Linked DNA regions of Mus musculus: region 1 is linked to region 2. Evidence: chromatin loops called from intact Hi-C (ENCODE). Cell type or tissue: left cerebral cortex. All regions are shown on one strand. Each heading gives the region's core, and the rest is flanking DNA. Links, peaks and the distances in the headings are about the cores only. Region 1 overlaps Ccdc39 (coiled-coil domain containing 39). Region 2 overlaps Fxr1 (fragile X mental retardation gene 1, autosomal homolog).

Evidence for each region. A loop is a pair of places that touch in the nucleus more often than their neighbours do. Peaks named below come from ENCODE experiments on the same cell type or tissue, not always from the same donor. Only the 100,000 strongest peaks of a DNase experiment are listed, where the experiment ranks them.
Region 1: a loop joins it to region 2, with 2.2 times the contacts of the local background. A loop is called at or near these places in 3 of 42 quality-filtered maps.

Annotation. Positions count from the first base shown.
Region 1 is chr3:33,824,835-33,840,680 of GRCm38, reverse strand. It overlaps Ccdc39 (coiled-coil domain containing 39), which reads left to right. Exons shown (of 20, transcript NM_026222.2): 3 at 1,457-1,603; 4 at 2,717-2,875; 5 at 3,649-3,741; 6 at 3,837-3,965; 7 at 7,962-8,153; 8 at 9,921-10,024; 9 at 10,524-10,656; 10 at 14,032-14,226; 11 at 15,126-15,290. Among named protein-coding and RNA genes, the nearest start is that of Ccdc39, 12 kb to the left of the region's middle. In left cerebral cortex, for the core only: no CTCF peak of the experiment used is centred there; a DNase peak (open chromatin) is centred at 9,296.
Region 2 is chr3:34,035,211-34,051,056 of GRCm38, reverse strand. Fxr1 (fragile X mental retardation gene 1, autosomal homolog) reads right to left here. Exons shown (of 17, transcript NM_001113188.1): 2 at 11,478-11,530; 3 at 9,901-9,994; 4 at 4,954-5,025; 5 at 4,472-4,620; 6 at 3,998-4,091; 7 at 3,309-3,425; 8 at 1,734-1,904; 9 at 904-982. Among named protein-coding and RNA genes, the nearest start is that of Fxr1, 23 kb to the right of the region's middle. In left cerebral cortex, for the core only: no CTCF peak of the experiment used is centred there; no DNase peak of the experiment used is centred there.

The sequences.
Region 1 (15,846 bases), core at 4,472-12,471, 210 kb after region 2:
TCTCTGCAGTGTCATGGTATTTTAGTATAGGTCAAGATTAGAATTTTATTTTTTTAAATGACACCATCTTGCTATAGAGCTGGTCTCAAACATATGATCTTTGTACATTAGATTCCCAGGTGCTGGGATTACAAATGTGTGCCATCACACCTGGTTCTAGGAATTGAAATCTTAACGCTAATAGTGATGTTTTTATGTTTTAGAAGACTTTTCAGATAAGAGGGGCAGGCAAAATTCATTTTACACATTCTAACACTAGGGCTAAGAGGGTTTGGCTCAGCTGTTAAGAATGTTTGCTGAGCTCCCAGAGGATCTGAGTTCAGTTCCCAGCACCCATGTTGAAAGGTTTACAACCACTTGTAACTCCAGTTCTTCAGGCCTCCATGAGCCATGTGCCATGTGCATAATAAATAAAATACATAATAGCCACATAAATAAAATACAAAAATAAATCATAAAAAGCAATATTAGTACAAATCTACTTCAGTTAAAATGGGGTGACTATGTAATCACTACAAGGAGCCCAGACATCAGGAGCACACATCAGCACTGGGAACATTACAATTTCCACCTCACCTCAAAAAATTAATAAGTATATCCTTTTGAGAAATAGTTACATTAAAATGGACAAAACCATGTTTTATAAATACTTTATATGCAATGAAGGTAATTACTAACCTTACTGGATTTTATTATAAATCCTAATAAACGTTTCACATTTAATTAATTTTTCTAAACAATACTTAGGATTCCTCCAGATTTGATGAGTAATTGATAAACTATTATGTCTTCTCAGCTCCTCACTACACTCTTGAGTCAGGATTGGAGGAAAAGAGGGGCTCTGTGGGAACACCTTACTACCATGGAACCTGGATTATGAGACCAAAGTCAGTAGTCTTCCCCCAGGGCTAGCAGCTTTGACACTGTAAAATAAACACTCAGAACTCACCCTTGAAGGGCTCTCTAACCAGAAAATAGTCTTTTAAGAAACAGAGCCAAATACAAAGACATAACTCTGTACTAATACATTCTAAGAGATGTTTACTCCTCCGCATGTAAATAGTTATCAGACTCGTCTCTGTTAAGTAGAACTAGGTGATTAATTCAATATAAACCCCATTTTCTCAATTATTTATAACCAATATTTCTCCCTTTTTGGTAAGGATGAATTATAGCTTCTAGTTTTCACCTTCCCAGGTTCTTTTCTTTAGTTTCTGCCATATAACTCCTGAACTCCTGACAGCAGTCCTCTGGGAAGTCCGTGGCTAAGCTCCTCACGGCTCAGCGCTGAGAGACAGCCGCAGAGGAGCCACATGCTGCAGTGGGTCAGATCCTACCCTGGTGGAGTTAACTGTTCAATCTGAGCACTTGGGCTGGGGCTGCGTCGTGCAGTGATATATTTCATACTATAGAAACATATATCGAAGTGCTTCTATGTTGTGTAATTATTTTTCAGTCTCTTTACAAAGCAAGGGAGAGTGAGATCGAGAGCGAAGAACATTTTAAGGCCATTGCTGAAAGAGAGCTGGGCCGAGTCAAGAATGAGACCCAACTGCTGGAGAAGGAGATGGCGATCATCCGGGAGCGCAAGAGCCAAATGGAAGTGGGTGTGGCTTGCTGCGGTCCTGCTTCTGAACCAGCTCTCTCCAGGGAGAACCTACCTTTTCTCTGAGATTTATTTACATGGTTCCTCCCTCCCGCCCCCATGAAAAGACAGCGTTGTGGCTTGAAAGAAATGATCAAACATTGCATTTCTGCTATTAATAAGACTTACTTATAGGTGCAGGCCACACTGTTAGCAGACAGATAACTTTCGGTTTTAAATTTCACCTCAAAGTTTTACCTTTTATATTCTTCTGTCAACGTGGGGACCTACCTTGGTTAGCGTCTCTGCTGCTGTGAGAAAACACTGACCACAAGCAGCTTGGGAAAGAGGGCTTGTTTGGTTTAGAAGTCAGGACAGGAACCCGAGCAAGAGCAGAAGCAGGAGCCATGGAGGAGTGCTCCGTGCTGGCTTCCTTGCAGACTCACATCAGCTACTTTTCTTTTATCTCCCAGGAACACAACTTAAGGTGTGCTGGCCCCTTCTGTACCAGTAACTAGTGAATGAAAAGAATATTCATTCACATGCGTATTCTAATTATGTAAAGTAATGTTTATAGAGCCAATATAAATAACGTTTACTGATTTAATGCACGTTTTCTTTTCTGGTTATAGATTCATTAAGTGACAACATTTACAGAAATAATTTATACCCTGTATTGTATTTACTTCAATTGGAACTACTTCCAAATCTTTCTGTAAGAGACCTCGTTAGAGTAGCAGACGTGACTGGAAATGGGCTGACTTTGTCATCTGTTTAAGCAAGCACGTCAAGCAAGCTATTTTAACTGACCCCCACACTCACATATTTGGGGTGGCTTTGGTTTGGGATCTAATGGGTTCTCTATGAGAGAACTGCCCTAAAGCTTTTTCGCAAGAACCTTGACTTAACCAACTGTTTTTGACCTTGTCTGATTACCTCTGTTTTATAACTGAAGAATTAAAATACAAGCATGGTAGTAATAGAATTGAACATACTATACCACAAACATGTGGAAGGCAGAGCTTGGCTTTCTCCATTTGTTTGGTTGGTAGTATAAAGTATGTGTTGTGATGTTTGCATAATAAATAATGTTTTGTTATTGCCTGTTCTCTCCTGTTCCTTGGAAAGTAGAACAATATATTTAAAACTACTCAAAAGCTGGATGACTTGAAATGTCAGATGAACTGGGACCAGCAAGCCTTGGAGGCCTGGCTGGAAGAATCGGCTCACAAAGACAGTGACTCTCTGACCCTTCAGAAGTACTCTCAGCAAGACGATAACAAAATCAGGGTGAGACGTTAGGCATTGCTAGAACCGCTTTTCTCTAAGTCCACCTTTAAAACATGAAGTCATAGTCACTGATTTTGGAGGCAACTGTCCTTGAAGGTTTGGGGCCAGGCTCTTCTTTGAGAACCTTTTGGGATGAAGTGTCATTTCTCAAGAAGAACGAGTGCAGTCAAATCCTCCAGCATGTTGCTGCCTCTGAAGCCATATGACCCCCCCCCCCCCACCCAGGAACCTGAGTTATGACTTCAAAGGACATTTCAAAGCATTTCAGGAGAGAAAGTTTTAGTCATCCTAAAACTATTAATTAATTTTGGATACTTTGACATTTGATTTGAATATTCCATATAAGTTCTACTGATTTGAGATACTATTGCAGTTGATAAGTTATTTTTTGTAATTTATACTGTGCAAATTTACATTGTGTAAAATCCACTTAGTAGCTCATCTACTGTGATAGTGAAGCTACTGTCGTACAGCTCCATTCTAGCAGATTAAATACCAAATGTGCTATTTTAAATATTTTTAAATGGCAGGTTATGTTTGTATTTTTCTCCTAACTTGTGTTATAAGCCATCTTAGAAACAGGTACATTTCCATGGGGATATATGCAAACAGTACATTAATGCTTTGGGAGCTAGACCATAAGAAAATATATATTATTTTATATTGTTTAGATAGTGTTTACATAAGATGTAATGATACAGAATGCTAGATATGCTATATGCCAACTTTAATACATGATAATCATAACTATTTTCCATGTAATCACATCATAGGCCCTGACTCTGCAGTTAGAAAAGCTGACCATGGAGTATAACGAGAAGAGGAAGCTTCTAGACAGTGAACTGACAGAGACGCTAAGTGCGCAGGTTGGTCTCCAGAGATATTTACTTCTTAACTTCCAAGGCGATATTTGCAAAAGCATTTAGATTAATGGAAGTGTCATCTTCTGTTTGTTCTGCAGTTAGAATTAGATAAAGCTGCACAGGATTTCCGGAAGATTCACTTAGAACGGCAGGAGCTCATTCAGCAGTGGGAGAACACCATTGAGCAGATGCAGAGGCGGGATCAGGAGATAGACAACTGTGCCCTGGTGAGCGAGCTGCAACCTTGCGATGCCGTGCTACTGTCTCCCGCTTACCGCATCAATTTAAAATATACATCATAGCCTGGGGTGGTGGTGCATACTTTTAATCGCAACACTTGGGCAGCAAAGGGCGGCAGATCTCTGTGAGTTTGAGGCCCCTGGTCTATTTAGTTCCAGGACAGCCAGGGCTACATACCAAACTAAACTGAACCAAACCAATCCAAACCAAACCAAACCAAACCAAACTCAACCAACTAACCACCACCATAACAAAATAGCATGCTGCTGTTTGAAAGTCACGTTTCAGCAAGATATAATGGTCCCGGCAAATGTTTCTCCAAGCCAAGTCAAGCATTTAGCAATGGGCCTCAATGGACATTATTTATTTATTTATTTATTTATTTATTTATTTATTTATTTATAGTATTATTATCCTTGAGAACTGAGATTTCCTTCCAGCATTCCAGCCCATGGTTATCTGTTGTAACTCGGGTTTCACAGGTTGCTCTTTGGCCCCAAGTTCTAGGTATGTAGGAATGGCTGTGGTAGACAATTCAGACAAGGAAAGAGATACAGAAGTCCTGGCTGCCAGCGTGGTCCATTATTGAAGTCATGGCACCAATGATGAGTGATAGCTGAAATGAGGCAGGGATGGTGTGGGAGTAATTCATGGGGATTTAGGAGAAAGTTTGGACGAAATCATTAAGAAATGGGATGTTGCCAGGGCATGGTGATGCACGCCTTTAATCCCAGCACTCAGGAGGCAGAGGCAGGCAGATTTCTGAGTTCCAAGCCAGCCTGGTACAAAGTGAGTTCCAGGACAGCCAGGGCTATACAGAGAAACCCTGTCTCAAAAAACCAAAAAACCAAAAACCAAAAACAAAAAAACAAAAAGAAATGGGATGTTGGTAGACACAGTTAGAAGATCAGGAGGGATGATCTTGGAAAGAAGAAATTGAGGGAGAAAGCAAGCGGCAGGGAGAGGTGTTAAGGCCACTCTTCCTCTACTGAATGAAAAGGCAAAGAGCAGAGGTGCCGGCAGTTTGGACTTCTGAGAAAAGGCTGGGATGCTTGTTTGTTGTATTGACAGAAGAGCCGTGCCTCCCTGGAAAGAACAACAGAGCCATTCTGGTTTTGACAGCAACAGTCCTTGAAGGTTGGAGCCAGTGTCTTCTCTGAGGATGTATTGAAATTAAATGTTGTTTCTGCAGAATGACTGCAGTTAAATACCACACCGTGTTCATTCTGAACTCTTGAGGCTGACATCGGTGTCTACTTCTGGACATCCTGTTACTTTCAAACCCCAAGCCCTGTTCCGTAATGTGCCTCAAGCAGGCCCAGGATCACAGGTTTCCAGCCAGCGGTTTGCATGTAGCCCACGACTCTTCAGTTAGGTGTTTCTTCCAATCCTTCTCCCTTTCTCCAGCTTGTGTCTTGCTACCAAGACACATTTGTGTCAAACCCAGGGAACTACTTAGTCACCAGCAGCATTGTTAAGAAACTTGACTGCTGCTGTTAGTATTAACTTATCTGCCTGAGTGGCAGAAAAGCTAATGTGATGACGGCTTTCAAGTGAGCATTTGAAACGTGTAAGCTTAGAAGAGTCTGACAGTCCTCTGGCTGTACCAGCACAATAGTGATATAGAACACTACATTAAGAATGTCAATTGATAAGGAGGACATATAAGAACACTACCTTAAAAATTAGTTATTTGATAGAATCACCTTTGTTGAAACTTAAATATACTTTAAGACAAGTTTTCCTTTTAATTCATCGGTTCTGCTGTCCCGAGTAACTGATAAGAACCCTGTTGCTCTGCTTCCCGGCTCTGCCAGCCTTCCTGTTGTGCACTAAGAGCTGGCCCTTTTCAACTTGGCATTTGCTTTTCTTCTCCATCTGACCCTAGAAGCCCTACTTTGCTAGCCTATTTTTTTCTGCCTTTTCTTTTGGGTCACATTTCAACCATTTTGTTATGACCCCTTCCCATACCACCCTTCCCACTTTATGTTTCAACCACAATAAATGCTTAAAATCTATCCATATTTGTTTTTAATTATTTCCTTTATTTTTGAGATTATGATATAATTACAGTATTAATTCTTTCCCTTTCCTACTTCCAAACTCTGATGTGTACCCCTCTTTGCTTTCTTTCAAATTCATGGCCTCTTTTTTCATTAATTGTTGTTACACAAACACACGCACGCGCGTGCACACACACGCGCGTGCACACACACACACACACACACACACAATATTGACTATATACTATAAATATATTGAATGTAATATAATGAATATATGTTTATATTATATGCATACACATGTATATAACTGTAGCCTGCTCAAGCTGTATGATGATACTTGTATGCATGTTTTCAGGCTGACCATTTGGTATCAGACAGCCAGTAAGTTTGCTCTTCCCTGGGGAAGACCATGCCTCTCACTCTCAGCATTCCTTAGTTGCCTATAGTTCTTTCTATAAGGCTGGGGCCTCCTCCTCCTCATCGTCATCTTTTCCCTATTCACTTTACAATGTCTATTGTTACCATCCTTGTTTAGCTCAGGTTTAGGTAATCACGTTGGTGAGACTTTCCCATTGTAGTTTTCGATGTTACTAGGAGACATCATCTCACAGTAAATGCCCAGACTCTGGCTTGTATAATTTTCCACTCTCTCCTTCTCAATGTTCCCTTAGCCTTAGGTGTGGGAGTGGACTGGGCTCTACACTGTGCGTTTTGACCGGCTATGGTTCTTGGGAATGGTCTCAACGATCACAAAGAAGTTTCTTTGGTGAAGGATGAAGTCTACACTTGCCTATGGATTTAAGGACAAATGCTTGGAATGTCGTTAGAGATTACGCTGGTTTAATAAAGTGTAGCTTCTCCTCCAAGATCCATGACCTCACCAACCCTGGGGAGTTGGCTACGTTTCTAGTATCAGGAATGATTTTCCACGTAACTTGGCCCTATATCCAATCAGAGAGTTGCTGGTTACTTCCAAGGTCTGAGTGCCACCATTGCACCCTTAGGCTGTTGTGCCATGCTGCTCGTTGCCGTGCTTCTTAGCCTCCTAAGTGGATGACTGGTGGTTGACTCCTTCCTTTGGAAGCTTGCATGGCACCTCTTAGTACCACTAGCTCTCAGGGTGGAGGAGCACTGCCTGTTGATGATGTAGTCAGTGGCTCCTGCCGGGGAGGAGTTATTATCTTCTTTTCCTCCTTTTACATAAGATACAGAACTCCGAGGGTTATTTTTATTATTGTAATTTCAAGACCGCCAAACAGCCTAAGTGAGGACATTTTCATTGAAGCCAATAACAAATGATGTATTTTTGTTTTGTCTTGTTTTGTTGCTACGGGGTCTCTTTGTATAGTCTAGACTGGCCTCGAACCATGAACTCAAGGCTGTTTCAAACCTGAACTACTCCTCTCAGCCTCCTGCGAGCCATGTGCACCATATCTGGCGAAATGTTACTTTTAAAAGATGAAAAATTGGGGGTCTTGACAGTATTTAGAAAATTTCACTGATGCCTAAGATTCTCTTTGCAAACTACTCAGTACTATTTCTGGTTTTGTTTCTTTTGGGAGAACTTTCCCTTTCTGTGTAAAGGCCTATTCATTTCCTTGCTTGTCAGCTCTTCCAGATAGATGCAGAAAATATAATAACATTTAATGATGTGAATTCAGAGATATTCAAGCACAGCATATTGACAACCACATCCTATTTAGCTAGGGGTGATGGCGTACACTTTAACCCCAGGCAAATCTTTGTGTGGTTAAGATGAGCCTGGCCTTCACAGAGACTTCCAGGCTACCCAGGGCCTCAGTGAGACCCTGTCTCCAAACAACAGCAACAACACACTCCCCACAACAGCAAACATTTTTAAAGACTTTTTAAAATAAAAAGTAAGTGTTGAATATTAAAAAATAAAAACTTAACTCCCTTTTGTTTTAGTTGGAACTTAGGAAATACTTGAGCGTATGCATTTGTCTCTATCTTTAGGCATTATCACGAATAAAGCAGGAAGCAAGAGAAAAAGAAGGCGTGGTGAAAGAGAAGATCAAGTTTCTGGAAAATGAGGTTGAGAACAACATAGAATACGAGAGAAAAATTTCTGTTGCTGAGCGGAAAGTGTCCAAGTGCAGGATGGACTACCAGCGTCACGAAGGCAACAGAAGTCAGCTGAAGGATGAGGTGTGTCACCCGAGCACTGGCCTGCGGTCACACAGAAGCTCAGTGGCACTGGAGAGGCCTGCTGGCTCTTTCCCTGAAATCTTTGAGTGTGTGTGTGTGTTGACTGACACTGCCTTTGTGTGGCAAATGCAGCTCACAGCATCAGCTCTGACTTGATATGCTGACACTGGGTCGTGTTTCCTGAGACTCGGTACTGCTGACTGTTACCTATTGATGCTCTCTTCAGAAAACTGCCAGGGCCAAACCTTTGCTCGTTTACAGTCCTTATGCTTTTACTCGCAGTGGGCAGCATGCATTGCTTGTGTGTTTTGGATGTGGACACTTTATCAGATCTGTGGTTTGGAAGTGTTCTGCAGGTGGCCTTATGCAGTATGTTGGTGTCCTAAGCTGGGCAGAGGAGAGCGAGCCCTGCTTCCTTGTACTTTTGTCCTTTTTTGAACAGTTAGAAAGTAGTAGATCTCACCTCGAGGTTTTAGTCCACGCTGAGTTGATTCCATATACAGTACAAGAGAAATAACATGTTATTATTTATATTTATTATTTATATTAAGTAATACATGTTATTACCTCGCACTGTGGGTCTCTGGTTTTCCCAGAGCCATTTCTGGAAGGCGCTGCCTTTCCCTGTTAAGGGTTTTTAGGAAGTCTGCTGATGTATACAAGCACATGGATTTGATCCTGCCTTCTGTTCTGTCCCGTTGGTCCAGGGGTCTGTCTGGGGACTAGTACCATACTGCTCTGATTGCTGTGGCTGGAAAGTAGGAAGTATAATTATCCAAGCTTCATTTTTCTTGTTCAATTTGCTCTAGGTTGTTTACATACTCATTTTATAGCCCCTTATGCATTTTAGGGTTGTTTTATCTTTTTCTGTGATGGAGGAATTCTTATTCACCAGTGGTGAGAAAGCAAACTTATATTACCACAATGGAAGTCAACACGGAGTTCCTTAGAAAACTAGTTATTGAACTACTGTTGCATATGGGGTAGTAGTGGCTCTCCTGGCTATATCTTAGATTTAGATTAACAGTCAAATGTGTGGAGGAAGGTGTGAAATGTCACTGTAGGCTGTGTATGAGGTGTGTGTCACTGTAGGATGTGTGTGAGGTGTGCGTCATGGAGGATGGGTGTGAGGTGTATGTCATGGGGGATGGATGCAGGGAGTTGGCTGGGTTGAATTTTGAGGTTTTCCATATCCAGCTGCATTTGTCAGGCTATCCTGACAGGTTATCTATTCACATCAGGGTATCTACAGCAATGGTTCTCAACCTGTGGGATGTGATCCCCTTGGAAGCACCAAATGACCCTTTCAAAGGGGTCACACATCAGATATCCTGTATACCAGATATTTACATTATGATTCATAAGAGTAGCTAAATTATAGCTCTGAAGTAGCACTGGAAATCATTGTTGGTCGCTACAACATAAAGAACTGTATTAAAGGGTCACAGCATTAGAAAGGTTGAGAGCCACTGATCCAAAGTCATATTACCCCTGAGCAGGAATAGTGACTACCTGTTTTTACATGCACTTTCAACTTTATATATGGTGATATTTATCATGTTTTTCATGTTATGAAACAAAAAGTCATCTAAACTTTGATGTGGGGATCAAGGAGAGCTACAGATAGGTATTAATTACACAAAGTTGCTATCTATATAGGTGTTATTTTAAGGTTAGAACTTAAAGTAGGAACAATAGCATTTCTCAGAAAAAAAAACCTTATTGAATGTGAACATGTAACTTTTTTTCCTGTCTAATGATAACTAGCTGGATACTTTAAAAACCACTCTCAACAGAACATCCAGTGACTTACAAGCTCTGAGGAAAAACATTTCCAAAGTAAAGAAGGACATCTTTGACGAAACATTAAGGTAAGAAAAACCCATATAAAGATATGTAAATATTAAATATATTTCTGGTCTATATTTAGAAATATATTAGTGCTTAAAATTATTTTTGTAAATATATGCAAGATTATAACTGTTAACGTTCCTTTTTTTGCTGGTGCTAGGTATGAAACCTAAGGTCTTGAATGTGGTAGGTAAACATTTACCACCCAGTGGTACCCCAGCTCACTGAGCTCTGCCTTAGCTCACTGAACCCCACCCCTGCCCACTGAACCCCACCCCTGCCCACTGAGCTCCACCCCTGCCCACTGAGCTCCACGCAACTTATTTGCTCCATTATCAAGCTCCAGATCTTCTTGTTTTATTTTGTTTTTCATCAGAGAGGCTCAGAGAAATAGTTTTATAGCCTACCAGATACATGATGGTAATGACAATGTTTGCAGCAGAAGCAACTAATCTTGTGTATCTGTGTCAAGTACTCTTTTAAGCTTGTTTTCTAAATTTCCTTACAAACATTATTTAGATTACAAAAACTTAAACATCACAATGAGGTTGTAAAACATAAATTAAAGATGATAACTGAGAAGACCCTATCTATTGAAGAGAAAGCTACCAACATGGAAGACATGCTGAAGGAGGAGGAGAAAGGCCTGAAGGTAAACCTTCTTTTGGATTTTTACAGAAGCACAGCAAATTCCCAAAGAATGAAGTACTTTGTGCTAGGAATTAGAGCACTGTGAAGCTTCAAAGGGCCCTGGTTCTGAAGGCAGCCCCACACTGTGCCCTGTAGCCCATTCCCTTCTGCTGCCTATTCTTCCATGTTTCCCCTGCCCGTCTGGTCAGTGTGTGGCAAGTGTCCTTGTTTGATAGCATCCTGCCTCCTCCTCATTCTGTTGTGTGCATTCATGATCAAACCTTCTCATACTCTGGCCCGCTGTGGGTATTCCATCAGCGTTTTAACCTCTTACAGCCCGGGGTCATTTTTGGCAAGAGGCCTGTGAAATGCACCATTTCACTAATTAGATGGGCCTCTTCTTCCACCAGTCTAGAGTGTGCTAGTGACAGTAAATCCAACTTTTAAGAAACCAGAGGAGGTTTCTTTGCCACCTTCTCTTTGGAATTTTGGAAAGGGCACTAGGTTTGTGGCAGGGCAGCCCTGCCTCCTGATTTTCCTGTCTTTTGTTGATGAAGGAGGCGAAGGGATAATGAAGATGGAGTCATCTCTGAGCACTTGACTAAATGGTATAAAATATGACTCTGCTTGCACCTGAAGATGCCTGGTTCCTCAGTGTGCTCTGAATTCCCAAGTAACAACGCCACATGCAGTGGTAGTTAAGTCCAAATCATGCCCTTTTGTTTCACCTGGCCTTAAGAACATGTTTTCCTATGGTACAAACATAAGAGCTGAAAAAAAAATCCTTGAAAGGCTGAGTATATGAACTAGGTAGGTCACAGAGGATAATAAAAGTTATGACATTTAAAAACAAATCAGGTGAATTGAGCTCACTATAGATGTTATCTGTACAAGACTTAACACAAATTAGGCCCATCAACATTTCATCATGAATGGAGAGAGAGAGCACGAGGCCCACTTCTCCCAGAAAGATGACTAGCAGTTAATGCTTGTTGCTGAGGCTGTCACTCTCTCTGGTGGTACAGCCACACAGAAGTTGCCCATGACCCACCCATGCTCAGAGGGTAACTTCCCACCCATGATCAGGCAAGTAACTCTAAACTCAGTGGACCTCACACCCAAAGAAGTCATAGGAGGCCAGGTATAGTGGCACACACTTTTAATCCCAGCACTCAAGAGGCAGAGGCAGGTGGATCTCTGTGAATTTGAGACCAGCCTGGTCTACAAAGTTACAGGACTGCCAAAGTTAGATAATAAGACCCCGTCTCAAAACAAGCAAACTAGCAAGCAAGCAAACAAGAAGTCATGAAAGAAGGAGGTAGACTCTTCAAGAAGAAAGGTACTGGTGATGGAGGGAGGGGACTACAGGATGAGAAATCAAGGTGAAACGACTACAGTTCAGTATACAAATGTATGAAACTGGCAATGAAAATAGAAATAAATAAAACCATTTGAAGACACATGGTAGGGATTAGAATATATTGCTAGCAGAGCAATGCTAAGTGAAGTTCTTAATAGAAGGAAATGATAGTAGGTAGATGACCCAGGCCTCCATAAAGGCAGAAAGAGGATTGGAAATTGCATTACAGAAAATACATTAAAAATCCCTCACATTTAACGAAGGAAGATAGATGAACTTGAAAATATGAGCACTGATACAGATGTACCAATGCTTTGTGAGAGGGCTGTGCTCTGTAGAAGGGATCTCCTGTTTGGAAATTCCATCTGTCAAATCAAGCTGCTCTAACTGTAACTGAGGCAGGAAACAGAAGGGGGGCATTCCAAGAGGAAGCAAGGATTCTGGGACAGAACAAGGTGTGGAGGTTTCCATCCAGGAACATGGAGGAAGTCCGAAGCATGGGCACTGAGCAGCAGTAACCAGCCACTCAGCAGAACTTAGTCTTTTTTTTTTTTTTTTTTTTGGTTTTTCGAGACAGGGTTTCTCTGTGTAGCCCTGGCTGTCCTGGAACTCACTCTGTAGACCAGGCTGGCCTCGAACTCAGAGATCCGCCTGCCTCTGTCTCCCAAGTGCTGGGATTAAAGGCGTGCGCCACCACGGCCCATCAGCAGAACTTAGAATAAAAGGGATAGTAAGTTATGGTCTAATTGGGGAATAACCAAAACTTATGGCCAAGGAATTTGTAAATATGAGTCTCAGAGTTGTTATTCTAGGAGCTTGGGGATGGGAGGAAAACCCACACTTCTATTGTGCTTGCCTCAGTGTTTGTTTGTTTCAGGAAAAGCTCAATGGACTTAGGCACCAGGCTTTCAAATTCTACTGAGCAGTCTTTGAGAAGGTCCTGAGTTCAGCGAGAAGTGACAATTACATGAGAAATACCATTATCAGTTATTGGTTATCTTTTGGTTTGTGAAAATTTGCACACATTAGTCATGGGCTTGTTTTGTTTCACATCGAGGTTCATTGGCTACGGAGTGGGAATGTGGTTATGAGGGAGAACTGTTTCAGTATTTAAAAGTGTTAACTTGTAGTTGGCCTGGTGGTTGGCAGGTCACAGGGAAACTCAGAATGTGTTGGTCATGAAGCTTTCAGGTCAGGGTAGGTCCTTGAGGAGTGTCAGGACCAGAAACTTCCTTTTCTGTCCTTGAGGCCAGCACAGAAGAAAAATCAAGCAATGCAAAGGCTTAGTGAAGGGCTGGACCAGGCTTTGCCTGGCACTGACTTCTACACATTCTCAAGAGCCAGTAGTAAAATTTTCAGCATTTTTTTTTTGTTAAGTTCATTACTAAAACTAGCAACTATTAAAACCTAAATTTTATGTAAATGCGTATACACATTATATTCAAGTCAGAAGTAACATAGCATTCATCATTTATAAATTATACTCTGTGACTAGCTGTGGACTTGAGGTTAAAATGACATCTCTTACACTTGCCATCTATACGTTGCTTCTGTATGTCATCTCTGTAGTGGTGCAACTATACCAGTAGTTTGAAATTTCCCACTGTGCACCGGTGTGCTTACACCGCAGAAGGAGTAGTCATCCTTAGTCCCCATCCACCGGAGAGAGCTGATGGCTAAATGTGGCCCTAAAAAGCTTCAAATTGAACAGTATGATTTCTTTTCCGTTTTTATATCCTCAAGACTGTTCAGTGAACTCTGAACTCACAGGGTGTCTAGTTCTCAGGCCAGGGCAATATTGGATGGAGTTAGGATGGTAGGTCAAATGACACAAGGATAGAAAACTGCCAACCTTGTCTACCAGCACTGGAGATAAGAGAGTGGGGGGATTGGCCAAGCTTTGGGAAGACCTTGTATTTTCAAGGGCTAAATGTTGACGGGAACTTTTGAGCTCCTAAATTTGAATGATCATGTAAATACAGATTTTAAACTATTATAATTTAACTAACTGTTGTAACTCCTACAATTTCTTTTCAGGAAGTGGAGGTTCAATTGGGCATAGTAAAAGACGTGTTATTTAAGAAAGTCCAAGAGTTACAGAACGAGATAGCGAAAGAGAAAGCCCTGGTATCAGAAATTGAAGGAACCCGTTCCTCCCTGAAACATCTTAACAAACAGTTACACAAACTGGATTTTGAAACCCTGAAGCAGCAGGAAATTATGTACAGTCAGGTAGGTGCTCCTCTCTGTGAGTATCTCCTGTAAGGACTTTAGTGCCTCTGGTAGTTGAGTTATCCTAGTGCCCCATGAAAATGAAGAGTTCTAAGATAGCCTAGATAAACACTCAGCTGGTGGCAGCTGGCTCCCATGTTAGGATAATAGAGGCTTGAGAGGGTCTTAAAAGCTACTACTGTAATTTTTAATCTAAAAAGAAAAAAAGGCAAGGGGACCAACACTCTGGGGAGGGAGAAAGGACTGTGTGTTAAAGGACCTGGAGCAGTGGGTCCCTTAGTAAACTAAAGTCTGCAAACATGAGCGTCTTCCACCCACTTTATCTGCACAATACAGTGGAATGCTTGCCCCTTAGTTTTGCCTACATACCTACTTCATGTTCATGTTTATTTTCTAACACCTCCCCATACATCTTAATTTCTTAATCTGAAAAAATTCTTAGTTTCACAATAACACAATATCAAAGATGTTAAAATATAGTGAAAAAACCAACTCATTATATGTTGAGTTTCCATGGTTATCATGACAGGGTTTTTTTTTTTAAGTTTTAAAAATTTTTTATTCTTTTTATCTTATTTTTTTTATCCTTTGAAAAATGTCCACCAGGAATCCTCATTTATTCAGATCCTGTGATCTCCTAAGGTCCCTGATGGCACCGCAATTGTTCTCTGATGAAGTTTGTGTTGCTGTCCTGCATGCTGACTGTTGAGCAGTGTTGTTGCTCCCCTTAGGCTAGGAAGAATTTTATCCTGATTTGCTGGAGGACCAACTTTACTTTAATAATTAATAATGCCAGACCAAAGTTAAGAGCACATGTCAGATGCTGCGTCAACATTTAAACTGAGAGGCTCTTGGTGTTTGCATACACTCACTAACTTCTCTTTTAAAACTATTAACAGGATTTTTACATTCAGCAAGTAGAACGCAGAATGTCACGATTAAAAGGAGAAATTAATTCAGAGGAAAAGCAAGCCCTTGAAGCAAAAATCCTTGAACTTAAGAAGACAATGGATGAGAAAAAATCCACACTTTCCCTTTTGGAATCCCAGATCAAGAAGCTCCATGTAATTCCCTTTCTTGTGGTGTTTCCATCTCCTGATGCGGGTTCCACACGGTCCCTATGTGGTCAGAGTGATTCCCAGCTACCCGCACACACAACGAACGCTTGCCTTTCTATACTTTCTATGCCATGCTCTTCACTTGAGCATTTAATTCGTATAACTGTTGTATCACAAGTCTCTGCCATGTTGTTTTGCCTAACTGTTATAAATGCCTTGTAAAGAAGATGATTATACTTATTATAGGCTAAGACACTTGTTCAGGGGTGCACAGTGAGTTCAGAGAGGTAGGGTTTAAACTCCATTTGACTTCAAAGAATTCTTACACAGCATAGTGTGTAGAATGTTGGGAAAGTCTGATTTCTGCCACAGTAACTGAATTAGTTCTTATTTTTGAAATGCTATCAAGAAGCTTTTTTTCTTTTTCTTTTTTAAATGACCTTGTTCCCATTTAACCTCACAGTTATGCTTGAAACAACGACAGTTAGAAGGGAAAAGTCTTCACTTTTAGGGATTTGATTATGTTTGTTGTAAGGTAAACATCAGTTAAAGTTTAAATTGT
Region 2 (15,846 bases), core at 2,482-10,481:
CCCTAGGGTCAAAAAACAAGGAGACAAAACTGCATGACTTGCTAGCAAATTCCTCCCTATTATGTTAGCACTTAATTTTACACTTACAATTTTGGAGAATCACTAAGTTCTTAACATATATCCAAAGTCTTCCTCTCTCCATCAAATAGCACAAACAAACAAACCAACCAAAGAGGCATGACACCATTCAGTACAGCACTTGAGGCCCTGGGTATGGTATGATCCTCAGCCTCTCAAAGACACAAAACCAAAGACAGAGGGCACATCAATAGCAGCTTCACTAATTAACATACCTAAAAGTAAGTTGAACCACTGCAAACTCAAAACTGTCAACGTATACCTCATGAATACCATGAGGAGTAATTATCACTGCTGGACGTGACAATGTAAGCATCCCTCCTACACCCTGCTCCTCCCCAAGGCTTCTTACCCTTATTCTATGCTTTTGCCACAACCATCATCTATTCCCGGCCTACTGTGTAGAAAGGAGCTTATTACTCTACTATCAGCCCAGGTTTGCTTTTATTTCCACTCTAAACAGAAGAAAACAATTATCACAGATCCTGGAGGACCTTCACCATCATAATTTTGATGGGCATATAAATGAGAAAAGAAGACATTAAACAAGAAATAATAAGGGCCCAAAGGAGAAGACTTAAGGAAACCTTTAACAACAAATCATTACAAGAATTATGAGTCTTATTAATGGCACAGAACAAATACATCTTCCTTTCTAGATAGAAGACAAAGTTACAAGTCACATAAAATGCTTCCACAAAAAAACAATACAGGCTGTCTAACAACACGTATTACACTAAGGTAAACAAATTATAAAGCTAACATCCAATTAAATAAATTAATTTGCATTTATAATATTCATTTAACTTTTATACAAGTACCTACCAACAAGATTCCTGGGAACTTGAATAAAATCTTCCACAAATTCCAAGAAACCTCTAGCTTTTTTTACAGCCTCAGCACTCTGGATAGAGGAAAGACAGACAAACTCCTGTTAACATTTTAAAACAACTCCAAGCCCAAAATATATAAAAAGGGAGAAAACTCTTAATTGTAATAGTATGATACAAGTTCTGCTCCGTCTACTCCAAGTTCAGGTTAGGTTGTTTGTTAGGTAACTCAGTGAGAAGCGCTTGCCTGCCTTATACAAAATCCCGGGGCTCTCTCTTCCCAGCACCATAAAACAGAAAAGAGTTCAAGCTTTAAGCTGGACACAGTCACAGTACAGCAGCGCAGTCATGCACTGAGCTCAGGGGAGGAGATCACCTTTCCTCTGTGAGGCTAGCTTGTTCTACACAGCAACATCCTGCACATAAAACAAAGTTGCTTTGCTTGTCCAGAGACACATTTTTTAAAAAGACCTACTGATAAGATTATTTCAATTTTATATTGTGGTAATTACTTTCATTTCTTGTTCTTTAAACATAGTTCAAAAATAAATCTTCACGAACTATAAGGTAAACACCATCATCATTATACAGTGGAAACAAAGTTCAGTCGACTTCTAAGACTCTACTCCAGGCAGTATTAGTTCAAAGCCTGTCCTCCTAACGACGGAGGCCTCACTGGCTACTTCTCAAGATTTCAGAAATAAACATTGTGTTATGTGAATCCTTATCTCAAAACTGAAAAATAAAATGACAGAAAAAAATACGATGGAACAGACTGCTAAAATGCCAAATTAAGTGACCAAAGGCAAGAAGCAGACAACTTACCTCTCCATAGATTCTAAACGTTCCGGTGTCTTCATCTAACTCAATGGCAGTAACTCCAGGAACCTTCCTAGCTTGCTGTATGTTACTGCCATGCGTTCCTATCGCCAGGCCCATTAAATCTTCTCTCACAACAAATTCTTCATGAAAAGCTGCTGCAAGTTGTTTTGTGCACTAGGGAAATGAGAGAAATTAGGAATTTTTCTTTTGTAAAACTTAAAAATAAAACAAAACAAACAAACAAACAAAAAAAAACACCAACCCTGATGTTCACCATCATTCAACATAATCAAGAAGTAGAGGGGAAAATCCATGTCAACAACTAATAAATGCATAAACATGTGGGCTAGTCACACAAAGCTAACACCAAAAGAGGAAAGTGGCATAGGTGACATGTATGAAAGCCAAGAACATTAAGATTACTGTCCTAAGAGGAACACATCAGTCAGAAAATACTAACTCACTTACACTGACGGAACCAGTTATCAGTTAAAAAAACAAAACAGTATGCTGATAGCTTCCCTAGCATAAACAAAGTACTGGGACGTACCTCAGTGCTTGAGAAAAAAGTCTTTTTTAAAGTATGAAAATTGTTATTGGGCACGGTGACAGGGTAATCATGCATTACATGCCAGTCTCAAACAAACAAGCAAGCAATAGTTTAAAAGTAGCTGTGGGGTGTGAAGGGAGGAGGAAATAGGAAGCTGCTGTTCAAGAGTTTCAGTTTTTAATATGACAAGTTCTGGAGATTGACCAAGAATGCTAAATATGTGAACGGATTGAGCTAGTCAAAGATAGTAGATTCTGAGTATATTGCATTTATGTTTAATGTCAAGACAAAAGAAAAAAAACCTATGTTTAAAGTCAAGACAAAAAAACCTAAGTTTAACAAGGTCAGCAAAGAATCTCTTACAGAATAAAGGAAATTCATCATAAAATTGAAGAAAAACATTTTCAGTCTATTTAATTCTAGTCACAGGAAACTAATTCTAAAAATTATTTTCATGAATTAGATACCAGCTCAGATGGCTGTTTCAAAACGCAGTTTAGACTGTTTAGAACATCTAAGTAAGGGCAGTCACAAATCTGAGTTATAAAACCTCTCAATTTCTCCAGGGTCAAGTGTGTGTGTGTGCACGCGCTCACTCGGCTGGGCAGAGTATCATCACAGTGGCAGTGGACAAGTAGGTGCAGGTACAGAGCACTGCCACGGCAGCAGTGCCAGCCTCTGTAAAGTATGCTCTTTCCCCTTATAGAACAACTGCTACCATAAACTAAGGTCACATCCGACAGGTGACAGGGTAGTAAAAATCAGATTAAAGGCAGAATAAAGAAAAATAAGTAGTTTTTCTAGGTATGCCCAGTTACTAATCGTCTAAGCCCCGAAAAGAAAGCTAAGCAACACTTAGCACAATGAAATGTTAGGTCTGACATAAGTAAAACAGAAAATTAATTTTCTTAAGGACTCTTGGTATTAGCCATAAAAACATAGGTCTTAGGTGGCTTTCTGTTGTTACAAGTCATGTATGTAGTTTGAGACACAGGAAAGCATGAGACATAAAAAGCAAACCAACTTACTTCTAAATGCTTAGTGGCCTCTTCATTTCTGGACATAAGCATCAACTTCGTCCGAATACTTCTCAAATGCATATCACTTAAGATATTTACTCTCTTCACAGTTGCTTCACTGGCCGACTACAAACGAACATGTTAATCGCTCAAAAACTTAATTTTTTCAAAATAATTCCAAAATGAAAATCATTTAAATGAAGCCATCCTTGATTCCTACCTGCGGCTTATTTATTTTCATACTAAATTCTCTCTCAAACGTAATCTTACTTTCTAATCTGCTGAACTTACATCTTAATCTTAATCTGCTGCTCAGAATGCGTGTTAGCAGGGGAAAAAAGAAAAAAAAAAAAAATCAAGGATTTTACACATTAAGGATCTCAAGATGTCATGGAGACCGATGAGTAATTTATGAGCCAGGCATAATAGCCCACCTTTAATCTCAACACACGGCAGACCGACACGACAGGACTGCTACTTGTTGGTCATAGACAGCTGGGAGTAGTTTTATCAAAAAGTCAGCCAAAACAAAAAACAAATCGAAATATTTGTTTCTAACTTACTAAAGGAGAGAAAATTAACATAGCTTAAAAACAAACAAAAACCCATTATTAAAAGTAAATTCACTATACACATTATAGCTTAAGAAACACCTAATAATATGGATGGTCATTAATTAAATTATGATCTTATCTTACCAGTATCATTAGCTGGGTAGTTTCAGGATGATAAAAGATTCTGCATGCTCCTACTGCTTTCTTAAAATCTTTATGGGCATTTTCATTAGCACACCTAGAGAGAAATGAATTTGGATGCAAGATTTCAGTAGTGGATTAAATTTAGGAAGAGCATTATGCAACCTCAGTTTGATAGCACCCATTAGAATTTAAAAGTTTTTTTCTAATGCTTACTTTAGTATTCCTAATTATGTGTCTTTTGTGGCCGTTATACACACTTGAGTCCAAGTGCCAACCAGAGGCATCAGAAGCCCTGGGGTCCGGGTCACCCAATTTTAGTGGTGGAAATCAAAGATGAGCGAGCGCGCTCATCTGCCAAGCCATCTCCCCGCCCTTTATTTACTTCTGTAAGGTTTTCATTGGTTGACTGAAGAATGACATTGTTTTGTAGACTAAAAGATCTCAGCTTATAAACAATGCAATGTGACTACTCACGCTTCTCTCAGGTCCTCAGGAACATCCACTGTGCACTTAAAGAAGGTATTTTTTTTGACAGTTTTATTTTGATTGACAGGCCGAAGTCGTTCAAATGTGACTATTTCATTGTAAGTGGCATCACAAGCAGCATATTCAATGACATAAAACTAAAAGACAAAATTCTTTTAAAAGCTCATGTGAACAGAAGTACTAAGCTTTAGACGGTGTTCTAGAATCCCCTCTAAGTACAAGCGCTAAGCATACCTTTACATTACCAACATCATTTACATAATAAGCCAAACTACAAATGTTTACAAGCATGAACCTTTATAGTTGTAGCCTTGAGGAATACGGCTAAAAAGAATCCTTGGTGTTTGGCAATAAACAAAATTGAAATTAACAATACAGGAATGTGTTAACAACGGATTAACTCTATCTATCGGAGGTGACGGACACAGCAGCTCAGAGTTAAGGTGCCTCCTTGGAAAACAGTCACTTACCTCGCCTTTCATCATCCGAACTTTAGCCAGCCACCATCCACATGGCTCTTGGTCATTTGCTCTTGAATATACCTGAGGAGCAAAAACATTCCATTATCTATCCATCCCTAAGATTTTGACATTAAAAATGTAAATGGAAAATCTAATTGAACTCAACCAAATGTTATTACTGAAATGAGCAAAAGAGAAATGCACTTTAAGGCTGAAAGCTTGAGTAACAGTTTTTGGAAATCTATCTTAACAAATAACTATTTAAATAGTTTTAAATAAATTTAAAGAAATGCTTCTTACAAGGCAACTGTATTAAAATATGTATAACATGTGCCAACACTGCTCATCAAAATTAGGTTGTTTTGAAGAATTAAAAATATTTAATTAAAATTTTAAATTTCAAAATATTACAATTTTTAAAATAAGGAGGCTCACGACCACCAACTGTCAAAAACATGAAGTACAATGTATTACACGTGTTTATCTGTAAAGTAAAACATAAGACACACTCAGTTCATCTAATATAGTAAACACATCTTACAAAAACAGTGATTTTCCCATTTTATTATTTCGTTGTTGTTTGCTTTGTTTTCAGATAGAGTCCCCTAATAACTCAGGCTGCACTAAACTGTTTATATCAGTAACAGTGTTGACCTGAATTCCTGATCCTCCTGCCTGTACTTCTGCAGGCCATTTTTATAATTTCAACTATTTGGACTAAAACAGAAAACACCACAATTCAGATAGTTGTTCTGTTTCTGTATTTGAATCTGTGAAATCCTTATCCTGAAGGTTCTGGCTTGACTAATTAGCTTGGCAGGCACAATCAGTCACCTGTCTATTAATTACTCAGCCTCTTGTGGGTACAACTTATGTACTGAAGTTCTGATTGCTGGGTTCTTATCCCTAAACCTTCCATTTGGCTGTCCATGATCCCTTACAATTAACCAGTAAATCAACAAGCCTTCCTATCTATCCTAGAAGGATATTCAAAGAATGTCAGCTACCCTCTACTAACATGCAAAAAGTCAAGATTTAAAAGAACATCCATTAAAAAATGCATTTCATAAAACTATCAAATACAGGACTGAGCATATCATTCAGGAGTAGATGTATGTTCTTTTGTTTTCATAAATAACTTTCACAAACAGCACACACACACAGCTTTTCTAATTCTGTGTTTCTGTGGTATGTATGCCAAGTGTTCTTCTCTATTACTCTCTGAACCTAGAACTCCTATTTCTTTGAGGGAGATTGGTGACACGTGAGTACCTGTCTCCTCTTCCTACCAACCAGTGAGAAGCTGGGATTAAGGTACATGCTAGCACTGTTACCTGAGTGCTGGGACCCAAGCTGAAGTCTTCACTGTGCAACCACTGCTCTTCTAAGTCATTCTCCCTAACAAGTGACCCTCTTAAAAAGATTTGGCATAAGCACATTACTGCTTTTTGTTGTAAAAGTAGCAATTCTGATCTCAGTTTTGGATACATCCATACCACGGAATTGTATGTTTGATTAAAAATAAAACATGTGTGAGCAAACATAACAATCTCTTTGATGCCCTCATCAGTAGTTACAATTAGTACATACAAAAATCACAAATATTTAATATAGTCAAAGTTCTTACATCCTAAAATTATTTATATATGCAAAGGAAAATCTAAAACACACTCAACTCTAGCCAATTATATTTGTATATAATTATTATAATATTTTACTATTAAATACTTAAAACATATTTAACTTAAACTTTTTCCTTAAAATTTCAAGTTAACAAAGTATGATTACAACTTAATTTGTGATATTTCACAAAACCGTAAAGAGCAAATTTTTACTAGGACTGAATCATGAAATGGAAAATGAAGTAAAACAATCTAGGAACAATGATTTCCAAATCTCTGACATGTTTTTGTCACAACTAGGAAAACTACGTCACAGATGGTTTTAAAGTCAGGATAAGCATTCCTAGGCAGAGATTAGGGAAAACAGTGTTAAATAAAACATCTTTAGCCCTTCAAGACCAATAAGTTGTGGGGTTTGTTGCTGATTTAGAGTGCTCCCCCACCCCTTAAACCAGAGGTTTACAATAGTATTTTAACAGCAAAATAAAAAGAACAAAAATTATTTAAAACAAATCAAATCAAAACAAAACAAAACACCAGCCAGGCATGATGTCACACCTTTAGTCCCAGCACTTACTTAGAAGGCAGAGGCAGGCTGATTTCTATGAATTTGAGACCAGCCTAATCTGCAAAGTGAGTACAGGACAGCCAAGTCTATTACACACAGAAAAACTTAGTTCTGAAAAACAAAACAACTCTTGAGCCGGGCGTGATGGTGCACGCCTTTAATCCCAGCACTCGGGAGGCCGAGGCGGATTTCTGAGTTCGAGGCCAGTCTGGTCTACAGAAAAAAACTCTTAAATCTGTCCTCCAAACACTTCTAATTGAGAACACTTTGACCTTGAGACATTTTCCTCTCTGAGAAAGTCATGTTTGATGAAGTATAAAAGACAAAACTAACATGGAAACTTCCAGCATCACTGCCATAATTGAGAATCTCTTAATTACCTCTGCTGGCAGTTCCTGTCTACCCAGAAGTCACTTGGCACTATTTTCTGAGGTCTTACCACATCTCTCAAGAACTCTACTATAGTATACTGGTATACTGTATTAGTTATTTTCATATTGTCATGACAAAACACCGTGACCAAGCCAAGTTATAAAACAAAGCATTTATTGCGGTTGGGGGGGGGGGGGGTCCTCAAGGTTCCAGAGGGTTTTGAGACCATGACCATCAAGACAGGGAGCATTGCAATGGAGTAACTCTGAGAACTTTCATGTTGAAACAACAAGCACAAAGCAGAGAAAAAAACTAAGTGGGAATGGCATGGGCTTTTGGAACCCAAAGCCTATCTACCACCACCTCCTTCAACAAGTTCATACCTCCTAATCCACCTCAAACAGTTCTATCAACTTCAGAATAAGCATTCAAATATTATAGGCCTATGAGGAACATTTTTATTCAAACTACCACCTACATGTAAATTACAGTTATGGATCTCTTAACAAACTTAATGGGCTTATTTTGATAGAAGTTAACAAAAAAAGAGGAGTGATTGCATTTATTACTTAAGGCTCATAGTACTGACTCAAAATTGTAACATAGCTTTGTGTAAAAGCAAAATAAAATAGTAAAACCACCTGCTGTTTTACTATCTGTGATGGTTAATACTGTCAACTTGACAGGATCTAGAGTCACCTAGGGAACAATCCTCTAGCTGTGTCTATAACAGAGCTGGGGACAATGACCCTAAGAAGTGCCATCTCATAGCCTGGGATCATGGACTGAGTACATAGGTGCAAGTGAGCACAGCACCAGCATTCTCTTCTCTGACTGCACAGAACATGAACAGTAGCCTCAAGTTGCTGCTACTATGCCTTCCCTACCAATATGAACCGTACACTCAAATTCTGGGCCAAAATAAACACATCTTTAAGTTACTTGTTAGGTTTTTCAATGAGGAAAAGTTAGTATACTATCCCGGCTCTATAAACCAGGCAAAAATGAGACTGGAAAAAAACTCTTTTAAAAATAAAATAAGCATAGAAGGGTGTTACAACTTTCTTGCAAATTTAAAAATTTATACCCTAGCCTTCCAGTCTACCATCTTCAGATCAATGCATCTTCTCAAAGATTCTGTTTACAGTAGACAGTGACAGAAGAGACCCACAACTAGCCAAAGTGCAAATATAAGACTGCAGACTGCTCAGCCCGAAACGGAACAGAATCTGCTCTTTCCAAGAGATCATGGTGGAAGAGGGGGCAGAAAGAATGTAAGAGCCAGAGACAGTAAATAACTACAAAGAAACAGTATCTCTGGTCACAGCAAAGCAGCTGTGTACTCATGAACTCACTGCAGCTGTGACAGCTGCACAAAGCCTGTGCAAGCCCGAGCTAGACCAAATCCACAAATTATCTGTTGACCAAGCAGTCGCCCCAATTATAGATCTATTAACAACTGCTAGCTGCTAGGAGAAGGAGAAATGGTTTTCAGAGACTAAACACTCTTCTGTGGAAGATCATATCTCAGAGTATTTGGTCCTAAAGCATAAATTAGTCTTAAAGATTTGCTTTGTTTTTTAATGGGTGGGAAAAAAGACAGTCTGGTAGATAGGTGGGGGATAGCAAATATCAAAAATTTTATACAAAACCCTCAAAGAACTAAAAAATAAAAGTTTAAATAAATAAAATAGTACTGTGATGACATTTTCAACTTGGGGAGGTGGAGGAGGGGGGTTGAAAGTACAGGATTTTATACATGGCCCAATATAGTCTCAAAGGAGTTCGAGAGATTATACACACGCAACACTATGCCCAGCAACAGCAAGCCCATTCATCAAAAATAGTTAATGCTGAAGACAGGGAGCAAGTTACACAAACAACAGCACACTGAGTTCAACCAGCAGTGGGGAAAGGAGGTCAAAACGCAAGATGAACCATGTGCTTAGTAGTAGGATTTTTGTGTTTTGTCATTTTTTGATTTTCTGTAATTTTTCTAGATATTCCTACAGTATTCCACAAAGCAGTTCATATATACATAATACATAACCAAAGATATTGAAGCACAAGCCACTAAAACTAGCTTTAGAAAGTGACTAACACTATACGGTTCTGTTCTAGGTTTCTTAAAAAAACCCAAATGCAATATCACGTAATGTTTTAAAAAACTTTTGTTTTTGAAAAACTTGATCAAGCCCACCAAAGCTAAAAATAGCAGCATTGACACATGAATCTATTTCTGACTTAAGTCTCCAGTAACACTACATCATAGTCACTGCCAATAAATAACAGGAAAAGGAGCATGGTTATATCCAGGAGCCGGAGATGTGCTCACAAGGATAGTTATTTAGGACAAAAAATAAGGCAGAATAACGAAAACTTAAATACACATACCTCTACTTCATCTCCTTCACTAATTTCTTTTTTTATATCAGGTGGTGGTGGTAATCGCACTTCATTAAACGGAACCTGGCGTTCTGGTTGCCAACTGAAGGATTAGAAGAATTAGTTAATACCTGTATTTTAGCAGATCCTAATAGGGCAACACTGACTAGTGCTATATATTTTCTAAGTTAATTTTATCATTCAGAATGTCTCAAGAGAAAAAGAGAAAAACCAAACACCTTATTCTTTAATTCATTAAGCTGACAGACTTTTGTATGATTCTTGATAAGCTTTATAACTAATTCTGATAGATCCTAAGAAGGGCAAATACATCATACCCTGCAAACAAAATGGGCTAATTTAGCAACAATGACTAAGGTCCATTCACAGCTATCAAACAAAAGTGGTGAGATCAAGAATATGACATCAAAAAGATCCCAACTTCATAAATTACAAAATAATAAAAACTAACTTTAGTGTACATGCTCACAAAAGAAATGATCAGTTCAGGAGCTGAGGAGATGACCCAGTGGCTAGAGAGCACCTGCTACTACCTTTCAGCACACACACAGTAGCACCAATTCCAGATGATATTCTCTTCTGGCCCCTGAAGAGAATGGGCATGCACGTGGTACAGATATATATGCAGAAAAAGCATTCATACACATAGATTTTTAAAGGACATCTTTAAAATATACAGTTCAAACTCAAGAGTTTATGTCCAGATGGGAACTTTGTGCTTCGCGTGCTCACAGGGCCAAGGTAAAATCTTAGCATATACATCCTCAAAAAAGCAATAAAACTTGTAATTAGTATCTAGTAAGGGCATAGTCATCTTTACAGCAACACAAACTAACTTAGCTACTGTTACCTGACAACGTTTTATAGTCAGATGTCATTTTCAAGTTTCCATAGGCCATCTAACACCTGGGAGATATCCTCCACATAAAATGGTGCTAAGTTGAATGCCGAGCAAGGAGACAGCTTAAGTCTAGGATTTCGATGCCCTTTCTTTTCTACCATTATTGTCTACATGGAGCTCACAAAGACAGAAGTTAGCTTAACATCTGTCTCTCCATAAGGCAGCTGTCAAGCACATATCTCTTCGAAAAGTTGAGAGCCATTCACAAATTCAACAATTCTTTGACCTTCAAGTTAACAGGTCCTTCTATACAACCCTTCCCAACCCAGCCTAGTATATTTGTCTTCCTCACTTATAACTAACTGCCTAGCCTCTACAATATGAAGAGAATTACTATCAATTCTTAACATCAAACAATTAAAGATAGCCTCAAACTCACTACTGTAACTATTTGTACCACCGTTTCAACTTCAGTCTTAAGCATTATGCTACTTGTGCATCTACTTCTGCAAAAACAAACAAAAAGCTGCTTACTGAATCATATCCATACATATCTTGACAAAATAAAAATGTCAGGTATATTGTAGATAAAAAAGCAAGTGAAAGATTATCAAAACTGGACTTGGAAATCATAAGAATCAAGCACTAAAAAGCAGAATCATTTTCCTATTGGCATCAGTAAGAACAATCAGCTCTTAAAAGTTAACATCTACCAATAACTTACTTATTTTCAAAAACAACTGTGAGGGAGTCTTCGTGGACATCTTTGATAAATCCCTGCATAAAACAAAAAGTTGTATCAGCATTAATGTTATTATGTAGCTCTAAAAACCTGTAATAGTGATAAAAACTATAGAATGACAAAAGGACACTGGTAAAGGAAGACCAGGGGGCACCAGTCTGTCTCAGCACCATGGAAGCTACAGCAGGAGGACTGAGCTAAGTTCTAAACCAGACTAGTCATACAGTGAATACCAAACAAGATCAGGCTACACAAGACCCTGTCTTTAGAAGGAGAAAAATAAAATACCCAGGGCTAGAACTATAGCTAAGTTGGTAGAATACTTGCCTCCCATTTTCAAACACTCCATCCACAGCACACTATAAAATAGTAGGACAACTCCAGGAGGATCACAAACTCAAGGTCATCTTGGCTACAAGCTGAAAGCCAGCCTAGGGTGTGGGAGAGACTGAAAGAGGGGATAGAGAGAGGACAGACAAAGACAGACACTTTCCACCTTACCCACAAACAAACCCACATTCCCCACCCACCACAGAGTTTACAGAGACTGTTCAGATGTGAATTTGATTTTCATTTCCACCATTTGTAAAAAGCTGTTCTTTAGCCCCCTTGAACTCTGGTTATAACAAAAACTTACACAACAAACACAACCCATACTCATCCTTGGAGCACTGGCATTAGTTGGGCGAAATAAGTTGTTTGAGAGTTCAGTAATTCAGTAAGAGCTAATGACCCAAACTCTTGTTGCCAGGTAACATCCTAACTCTGTAACTCACATTGTAATCTAATAGAGTTAATTAGTTCTCATGTATCAGAAATTAAAATTTAAGTAATATTCAACAAAGTACCTAGCACTATAACTATTACATTACAGCCCAACTCTGGAAAAGCATGACATTTGAAAACTAGTCATATTTTTTCCCTCAGAGTTAAAATTTTCAGAGCCAGAAAGACAGTTCAGCAGGTAAAAGTACCGGCCATGCAAGTATGTCAACCTGAGTCTGATCCTGGGAACCCACAGTGGAAGAGAGGACTCCCAAAAGTATTGTTACTTCTACACACATGCTATAGAATATGAGTGTCTGCACTCACATATTCAGTTACTTTCTCAAATTGGACTATAGTTAATATAATTCCTCAAAACCATAAATATATTACCAACAAACATAAAATCAATGATCATTTTCTAGCCTTAAAAGGTAAATTTTAGAGTAACTGTGTATCTTCATTTGACACAGAGCCACAATTAGAGCTATAATCAGTATATAATCAGATGGCTAAGTAAAACAGCCTGGGTTATTATAGACTCCAACCATCCAATCAACCAACATCAGACAGTCAACAAAGAAAAAAGTATAATGGATTGGGGGTGGGGAGGGGAATAACATACCACATAAGATTTGTTTTTAAGTGAAACAGAGCTGCAAATTCCTCTCTAGTCCAGTGCTTCTGTACATAATTTAACCCACCAGCCAATTAGTAAATATTTTTCAACACTTATACAACTCCAAAACATGCACTCAAGACTAGCCAGACACACACTGCACTTGGTACTTGGGTAAAGCAAAACAAAGAAATCCTTCTATTCATGCTCCCTTAAAATCTGTACTCAAGTGTATGTCAAGATAAACTTGAAAAAGACAAAGACAAGAAGTATAACTGTTGTTAAATAACAGAGCAGTTTAAAAGAGCAATATTTCAATGTCTTACTATCTATTAACAAGCTAAAGACAAACATGAACCAGCAGGAGGAAAACCAAATAGCAAGCTTAGACCGACCACTTTGAAAGAGTTCCTTATAATTGAACAGTCAGCCATGCCCTATGAAGGAGGGCTAGAAGAATCTTAAGGATTCCATAACAAGATGTATTATCTAAATTTAGCTGCAGTTTTGGCTAGAGACATTTTTCCCCCATGTTGGGGAACCAGCAGATCAAGTTACTTGTCCTGCTGCTGTCTTTCTTTTCAGTAGTCAGGATCCTCAGGGGGTCGTCCCCTGCCATATCTGATCCATATCATTCTGGAAGGGGTCCAGAGCCTTTTCTCCTTTACTCTCAACACAAATACAGAGCCTCTCTCCCAAAATAACATGTCTTTGGTCCAGTTACAAAAAAATCATTAAGGATATAGAATGAATTAAATTAATAGCTTGACCTCTTCCAGAAGATTTTAAATATCATAAATACCAAACTTATAATCATCCTCATTTTGGTAACTAAAACAATTCAAACAATCTAAGCAAATACTGTTGGGATAGTGCTCCACCACTATCTCCTGTTTTATTCTTACACAATTAATTTTTTTCCTTTTTTTTTTTTTTTTTTTTTTTGGTTTTTTTTCGAGATAGGGTTTCTCTGTGTAGCCCTGGCTGTCCTGGAACTCACTCTGTAGACCAGGCTGGCCTCCAACTCAGAAATCCGCCTGCCTCTGCCTCCCAAGTGCTGGGATTAAAGCACAATTAATTTTTAATAGTGAGATTAATGCCTAAGTTTCTACTGTCTGAGATAGCTTAGGCTGACTATCCCCTCCTTTTTTACCTATAATTTAAGATCAAAAGCCTCGATCATTTATTCATCTATGTATATTTAAATCCTCCCTTCAATGGAAATTAATTTCTCTCTGTGGGTACATATGTCCCTTCCTCTTTATTTAACTTGAATTAACATTAGTTTAATCTAAGCTTTTTTTATTTATCCCCTGCTTTTTGACCTATAATTTAAGATCAAATGTTCCAATTAGTTATTCCTCTTTGTGTTTAACATTAATTAAATCCCTCCTACTTACTGTGTGAGTCTAGTTCCAGGCTCTGTTTTTGTCACACCAGGCTAAGTAATCCCAGAATTCCCATGCAGACCAAGTTCGAAGATCCAGAGAGCTGCCCTGGCTAGATTTTTTAATTTTTCTTTTAATGCATTTTTTCTCATTCCTTCTATTCTCCCTCTTTGCCTGCCTTTGCCCCTAGCACCTCCATGCTTAGCTCTTTGAGGCAGTTAGAAACCTATTAGAAGGGCCCAGGGTAAATCCCCATTGGCAGTTGTGCTCCTTGTTCTAGTTTCGTGGACTCTGCTTGGCTTGCTGAGAAACCATTTCTCTTCTCCTCCTAATCTTATATCATGATGCGTGTGTATTCCATTCAGAAATTTCCAATTAATTTTTAAAAGTAAGTTCTTGCCCCACGTTGGGTGTCATCTGTAGCAGTGAATTAGTTAAATCCACTTTGGTTCCTGGCTGTCTCGAGCTGGGCTGTGAACGAAAGACACAAACACACACAACAGCTAATTTTGATATACCTTGACTAGCTAGCTCAATGACTGGGCACTTCTAAACCTCCCCAAGGCAAGCACACACTCCCCTCCAGTATTCCCGAGTTAATATCTTTTAAAATCTGTATTTCATCTCTGCTACTGCAGACCCAATGGGGAAAATAGCCCCTAGAGCCACTTTCCGGGAATCTTCCATGTTGGCAGGACTTTAAACTTGTTCTCCTTGCTCCCGGAATGGCTGTCCTGGAACCTCAAACTCACAGAGCTCCACTTGACTCTACCCAGGAGTGCTGGGATTAAAGGCGTGGGCCACCCCGCCTGGCTTTAGAATTTTTTAAATGAGGGTAAAGAGAGTGATTTACTTTTAAGCAGTACTCAGACTTTTTGCTAATTCTTATGGAAAATTAAGCTGGGTGTGGTGGCACAAGGCCTGAAACACTAACTCTCAAGAGGCAGAGCAGGTTCAAAGTCAGCCAAAACTGAAAAGATCTAGTTTCAAATTAATCAAGGGATGGGAACTGCAGCTCAGTGGTAGAGCACCTGTACTCAATTTTCACCACCACCACAAATTTGTCTTCACAAAATTAATGATTAAAAGACTTAATAAATTTCTTCCAGGCAAGATAGCATGTGCCTCTTATTCCCAATGTTCAAGAAGCTGAATCAAGAGAATAAGCTCAAGGACAGTCCAGACTACATAGTGAGTATGAAGGCAGAATGAACCAAACAGAAAACCTGCCTCAAAAACGGGGTAGGGTATGGAAAAAATTTTTATTTTTTAAAAAAATTGGGGGGAGGGGAGGACATAAGTAAATTATTCATAATCCCAGTGTAAGGAAGTCATTTCTAATAAAGAATTTTGAGACAAAACAAAACCCACCTAAAAGCCGAGCCATGATAAATCACAAAGGAAAGAAGGTGGGCTGGGGGTAGAGGTTAACTCTCAACTAAGAGTTAAATTCCGTAAGTTTCCCAGTCAATAAGAACATGAGGAAAGACCAAACAATGAAATTGAGACTCTAGTTTTAATATATACAACTTTTAAGATGTTACATGTGTTACAATTTCTTCTACCTTTGCTCTTTTCC